Regions from separate parts of the Homo sapiens genome. Here region 2 is linked to region 1. Evidence: read pairs that join two places in POLR2A ChIA-PET (ENCODE). Cell type or tissue: MCF 10A. All regions are shown on one strand. Links, peaks and the distances in the headings refer to the core of each region. The heading gives the core; the rest is flanking DNA.

Region 1 (2,500 bases), core at 1-2,500:
ATGGATGGATGGATGGATGGATGGATGGATGGATGAATGGGTGGATGGATAGATGGATGGATGGGTGGATAGATGGATGGATGAATGAATGGGTGGATGGATGGATGGGTGGATGGATGGATGGATGGATGGATGAATGAATGGGTGGATGGATGGATGGGTGGGTGGATAGATGGATGGATGAATGGGTGGATGGATGGATGGATGGATACATACATAGATTCATACATATAGAAAGGTAAATAGTGATCAAACAAACATGAACTTAGACCTGCTTTATTATTAGGTAACTTCTTTGAGCTCGTTGGACCTCAGTTTCTGTCTGTAATAGGATTAACAATGCCTTTTTTGTGTGTGGGACTATAGTGACAAACTAACAGATGATGTACGTAAACGCCCTAGCATGGTCCTGGCACACTGTGGGTCACCATATATGGTGGTAGTTGCTATCATTTACTGTGAGTGGGCATTCTCTGATTGGTGTATATTGAAGGCATTTTTTTTTTGACTTTGCAGGAGCCAAGTTACACCCTGTTTAACCCTGCCTTCAAAGGGACGACTCTGTAAGGTAGGGGCTCTCAGCCTTCTTTTCCTCCCAGCATGCACGGTGGGTGACACTGGGGTGCCTGGCACACTCCCAGCATGCATTTCACAGGGCAGGATTTCTGGCAACACTCATTTCTCTCCAGGCCAGGAAAGCAACCTAGAAATCAACTTACATTTACATTAAAACAGTACATAAATAAAGGAAAGAGAAGGCAATAACCCTCAGACTTTGGTCTCCTGGCTAAAATGTATTTGCAAAACAGCACACAGCTTGCACCTGCTGCCCTCTAGGGTAATAATGAGGGTGGGTGGAGGTACCTGTGGGGTGGCCCATTCCAGTGGGTTTGGGCAAATGAGGACGGTTATCAGAGGAGTGGCTGCTATTCCCCACAAGGTTATGGAAAGCTTCTCTCTTTGGCCTTTGCTGTGTGCCAGGCAGAGGTGCTAGGTCCTCTCTGCAGTGTGCAGTGACCCTGGGGAACCACAGACATTCAGGACCCTGGCTGGTAGCTCAGTTGCTTGGCTAAGGTGGTCAGGCTTGCCAGGCCCAGGCGTTAGGCAAGCCCAGGCCTGACCTGCCAAAGCAGCTGCTTTAAGCCTCAGAATCTTCACTGGGCAATGGAATCCTACCTCACCTGACTCCTCCCAGCACCCCCTCCCACTAGCCTGCGGGGACTAAGTGTTCTCTCCCCTGTGTCCCCACAGCACTTTGTTCCCACAGCTATTAAAGTACTCACTGTTGGCTCTAAGTACATCTCTCCTCCTTCCAAAGCAATATTCTTTTTGTTTTGTTTGCTAGAGATTTCATGTAATCTCAAATTCTTTGTTAAAATGGCCCTGGGGTTTACATTATTTTCTATCTAGGAGATTAGAGTTGAAAACATAAATTGGTGGTTTGGAATTCCACTGAGTTCTTCTCTTTAGATAGAATTGTGGAAAGTCAGGCTTGTCCAGAACCCTCACTATGGGCACTGTCCTTGAATCCTGCTCTCATTCATTCTGCAGTCAGCTAGTCATCCAACAAACACTTACTGAACTCCCACCTTTGTGCCACTATGCTAGGCACTGGGTATATTTGGATGAAAAGGACCTTGGCTATGCTTTAGAGACCAACACAATGTGGTTATCTAGCTCTAGATTTTGTTGACATACTAAAACCTATCTTTTTTTTTTTTTTTTTGAGACAGGTCTCACTCTGTTGCCCAGGCTGGAGTGCAGTGGCGTGATCTTGATTCACCGCAGCCTTGACCTCCTGGGATCAAGTGGTCCTTCCACCTCAACCTCCCAAGTAGCTAGGACTACAGGCATGCAATACCATGCCTGGCTTTTTTTTTTTTTTTTTGGTAGACATGGGTTTTTGCCATGTTGCCTGGGCATGTCTTGAACTCCTGGCCTCAAGCAATCCTCCTGCCTCAGCCTCTCAAAGTGCTGGGATTACAGGCGTGAGCCACCACACCTGGCTAAAACCTCTTTTTTTAATAGCATAAGTCAATTTAGGCCAGGTGTGGTGGCTCACGCCTGTAATCCCAGCACTTTGAGAAGCCAAGGTGGGCTGATCACTTGAGGCCAAGAGTTTGAGACCAGCCTGGTCAACAAGGTGAAACCTCGCCTCTACTAAAAATACAAAAACAAGCCAGGTGTCGTGGCACATACCTGTAATCCCAGATATTCAGGTGGCTGAGGCATGAGAATCTCTTGAAGCCAGGAGGCGGAAGTTGCACTGAGCTGAGATTGCGCCACTGTACTCCAGCCTGGGAGACAGAGTGGCGAGACTCTGCCTCAAGAAAAACAAACAAACAAAAAAGAAGTCAACTTACAGGATTCCTTTCTGAGCACAATTTCCTAGAGATTTGAGACCACCTCTATTTTTTAAAAATCATATTTTTTAGCTTTTAATTGTGATTTAAAAAACACATTCTACTTTTAAAAATCTACAATATCTATTTACTCACCA
Region 2 (4,320 bases), core at 913-3,412, 150 kb before region 1:
TGGTGGCGGGCGCCTGTAGTCCCAGCTCCTCGGGAGGCTGAGGCAGGAGAATGGCCTGAACCCGGGAGGCGGAGCTTGCAGTGAGCCAAGATCGCGCGCCACTGCACTCCAGCTTGGGCGACAAAGTGAGACTCCGTCTCAAAAAAAAAAACAAAAAAACAAAAAAACAAAAAAACAGTTCCATCACCCTGAAAAGTTTCTGTTCCATTACCCTGAAAAGTTTCTGGATGTCCTTTTGAAGCCAATCACTTCCCTGGTAACTAATAATCTAATTCCAGTCATTACAGTTTTAGCTTTCCTAGAATTTCATATAAATGAAATCATGCAATACATAGTTTCTTGGCTTTCAACTTCATTTACTTGGCCTACAGTCTTTGAGTTTCATCCAGGTTTCTGACAGTCTACTATTTTTCCACCAGAATCTTCACAGTGTGGGCTGTACTTAGCCTTTACTTTACTTCAACTACTGCCATCATAAATTAATCTAAAAGAGTAAAATAAAAATTTAAAAGGTGATATGATATAGGCCCATCTCAGAGCTCTTGAACTTAGCAACCACATGTTTTTGTTGTTGTTGTTTTTTGCCCCTGTTCCTGACTCTGAGTCTTTTCCATTACATCTACTGGCAAAGTAAGTAAACACACATATGAGAGCAAATCAGTAGTAAGTAGTATCATATTTAGGCATGGGGGAGTATTTGTCCATTATAAAGATTTTTTTCACTGTGTTAATGACAAAACACATAAGAAGAAATGGTAAATATCATATTATATAGAATCCTAAGCAATAAAAAACACATATTTGAGCATGTGAGTCTAGGTGTCTAAATAGTTTTCATTCCTATGCTATTATTTTGTCATTGTGATTAAAGCTTTTGTGCATGAAAGTCTAAAAATAAATCACATTTCTCTTAATTGTTAACCTAAGAACAAGAGCTCAAACTTCTCTACAATAATATTAACAGTATTAGAACAAGACTTATAATATTTACACATTTATTTCACCCTACAGGTGAAATAAAACATCAACCAATTGCTGAAATCTGTATGTGTGAGTCATTCACATGCTTTAGTAAAGCCCAAAATATGCTGCTCAGATGATGTGGAGCTACCTGCATGCCTAGATCAGACTGTGCCAGAAACAGACCTGTTAGAATTGTACACTGTCTTTCTTCACACTCAAAAGGAGATGGTACTTTAGTCTAGTTGTGGGAAAAAAGGACTTTTGCTCCTTTTCCTATGCCAGGCATGCCTTTGCCCAACCCCCTTTCTAGTTCTCCCCAAAGGTAAGAAACGTGACTAATTCATTTATTCAAGAGTCCAAAACTCCAGATGGGCACAATTAATAGGTAGACTCACTGTGTTAAAAGATCAGCCTCCCCACAAGGCCTCTTTGGTTTTTTTGCCTCAAATTTCTTCCATGGCCTGACAGATTGGCCATTCTCTTGCACTTCTCCCTTCAACATACATAGTAGTTAGCTAAGCAGATTCAGGGGTTCTCCTGGGACCTGGTTCTATGATCTGAATGTTTGTATCCTCCAAAATTCATATGTTAAAATCCTAATCTCCAAAGTGATGGTATTTAGAGATGGGGCCTTTGGGAGGTAATCAGGTCATTAGGGTGAAACTCTCATGATGGATTCAGTGCCCTACAAGAAGAGACAGGACAGACTATGCTTCCTCTCTCTCTGCTTTCCCTATGCAAGGACACAAGAAGACTGCCATCTGCAAACCAGGAAGTGGGCCCTCACCAGACACTGGAGCTGCCAGCACCTTAATCTTGGAATTCCCAGCCTTCAGAACTGTGAAAAATAAATGTTTGTTGTTTAAACCAGATAGTTTATGGTGTCTTTGTTAAAGAAACCTGAAACTAAGATACCTGGTGTTTCTTCTCCATTCTAACCTTTTTTTTTATTTTTTAGTAGAAACAGGCTTTCACCATGTTGGCCAAGCTGGTCTCGAACTCCTGACCTCAGGTGATCCGCCTGCCTCAGCCTCCCAAAGTGCTGGGATTATGGGCATGAGCCACCGCACCCGGCCCATTCTAACCTTCTAAGTCACACACCTGAACATGCTGGTCTCAAGATTATAATTAGATGTAGTTGGAAGGGAAGTAGGACACCTCACTTAGGCCTTAAACCTAAACTACTGCACCAATGCAGCTTCTACAGAAGAGTTTTACATTGGTGTGTTGGATGTTTGCACAACTCTTATTAAATTTGTTACTCTGATTCCCACCAGCTACTTGTGCCTTGCAGATGGATCACTCATGACTCTGAGGGAAAAGAGGGGCCTGGGAGAGCAGAGTTTGGGCATTTGTGGATGTCTGACTATAACAGCATAGTGGCACCAAAACCTTACCTTCAGCCTCTAAATCCTAACTTAGAAAAATATTAACTCCTTCCCATAGAAAGAATGCCTTATGAAAACTTTTGACAAATATACAAAACAACAAAGAGTATCAACAAACTAAAAACTTAGAATAGAGCTAATCAACTGGTACACAGGAGTACGACCATATCAGTTATTTGTTTCTGGTGTCAATTCTGATGACCACATGAGTTGTTAAATATTAGTAAATTTGGACTAAATCAATAAATATTTTAAATCTTTTCAAGGTCTACTTCAGGCTTATCTCTGTTGTGAATCAGCTTAAACCATGCTCCTCTCAAAAGCTCTTAGAATTTTTTTATATTAATGCCTTAAGTTTAATCATTTAGGGAAAAAGAGGTGTAAATAGTTTTAATGCTCTCACAAAGCAATTTTAACCATTTTTTCCATGAATTTTGTGAAATCCCCTCACAGGTACCTTTTCACATTCCCATCAACAGTGCAAGAGGGTTCCAATTTCTCCACATTCTGTCCAATACTTACTATTTTGTTTTTTTTTTTGGTAGTAGCCATCCTAGTAGATATGAGGTGGTGATTGATGTAATTTTAAAAACAGTAAACTTAAGGATAAAAGGAAAATTGTCTTTTCCTTCAGATTTAAATAACTTTGTTGTTGTTTTCTTCATAAAATTATCCAGGTTCACTGTTTTTTGAAAAAATAGGCCTAAAGCAGACCTTAAAAATCTCCCATAATCCCAACACTCAAAGGTAACTATTGTTAACCCTTGGCATGGTCTTCCAGGATTTCAGCCACAAACCTATGATTGATAAATGGCTTCCTAACTTTCTAAGCAATGCTATTGTAAGTATAATTTGTATAATAATTTTTTAAAGTTGTGAGATGTTTAACTTGGAACTTCCCACTCCTATGGAGGAAAATGATCGGTAAAAATGCATTTTTCACTCTGTTGCCATAGTTTCAGCTAAGCTGCACAAATGTAATTGCACAGAGCATGTGCTGAAATCATTTGATTAGATCCAATGATTCACTTATGTTAAAGGCTTAATTTAAAAGCACTTTTACAATTAAGGTAGAAATAAAGAGAACAATAATGCTTTTGAAGCCATTTCAAATACATTTCACAGTATATGCTAAGGCACTCATATGCCAGATTTTATTCAATGAATTAATCATTTATTAAACTTGAAATAAGATATGAGAAATGTAAGTTAATAAACAGGCCTGTGGAGTATGTGGACATGAAGGAGAATATCATGTGAAGCTGGTTAGAAAAGCTCATTGAGAATACAGGTCCCCATTTACTCAACAGTCAAGAGTGCCTACTAAAGGCCAACGTTCTGGGCTACGTGTTAGGTCTTTAGCTAAGAAGTACAGGATTTGTACTGGCAAAAAAATGAGAGGATGGCTGGGAAATTCTGTACTGGAAGAACAGCTGGGGCAAAGGTATAAGTAGAAATAACTATGTTACTACGAGAGAATAATAAAAAGACTGTTCTAACTAGCTATAATGAATTTATGTGAGAAAAACATAACATAAAATAGGTATATGGAACTAGCTGGCTCAAAACCTGGAATGCCAGACTAACTAGTTTTAATTGAATCCGTAAGTAATAATGGCTCTTCACTACATAAAAGTAATGTTTTAGAAAAATTCTCCTGGCAGTAATGTACAATGTGCATAGAAGCAAGGAAAAATGATTGCTAAAAAACAATGAGGTATTGCAGTAAAAAAGATGTGTACTAATGAGGGTCTGGTCTGAGTAAAAACTAGAGGAAAGAGTGAACCCAAGAATCACTGTAATGCTCAGTTTAAGAAACATTCATTGAATACCTGTCTTGGGTGCTGAAACTACAAAAGGCACAGGACAGGGTCCTCACTTTCAAAGATAAATTAACTCAATTTCTGTTCCATTTTTTTCCCTATTGGCCCCTGCTATGGTGTGAATGTTTCTCCTCAAAATTGTATGT

Evidence for each region. Peaks named below come from ENCODE experiments on the same cell type or tissue, not always from the same donor. Only the 100,000 strongest peaks of a DNase experiment are listed, where the experiment ranks them.
Region 2: POLR2A ChIA-PET joins it to region 1 with 6 read pairs; 2 of 35 experiments call an interaction of 5 or more read pairs at or near these places.

Annotation. Positions count from the first base shown.
Region 1 is chr14:91,157,123-91,159,622 of GRCh38, forward strand. DGLUCY (D-glutamate cyclase) reads left to right here. Exons shown (of 14, transcript NM_001102368.3): 2 at 517-568. Among named protein-coding and RNA genes, the nearest start is that of SNORA11B, 32 kb to the left of the region's middle. In MCF 10A, for the core only: no CTCF peak of the experiment used is centred there; a DNase peak (open chromatin) is centred at 1,149.
Region 2 is chr14:91,004,830-91,009,149 of GRCh38, forward strand. All of the region lies in intron 1 of RPS6KA5 (ribosomal protein S6 kinase A5), which reads right to left. Among named protein-coding and RNA genes, the nearest start is that of RPS6KA5, 54 kb to the right of the region's middle. In MCF 10A, for the core only: no CTCF peak of the experiment used is centred there; no DNase peak of the experiment used is centred there.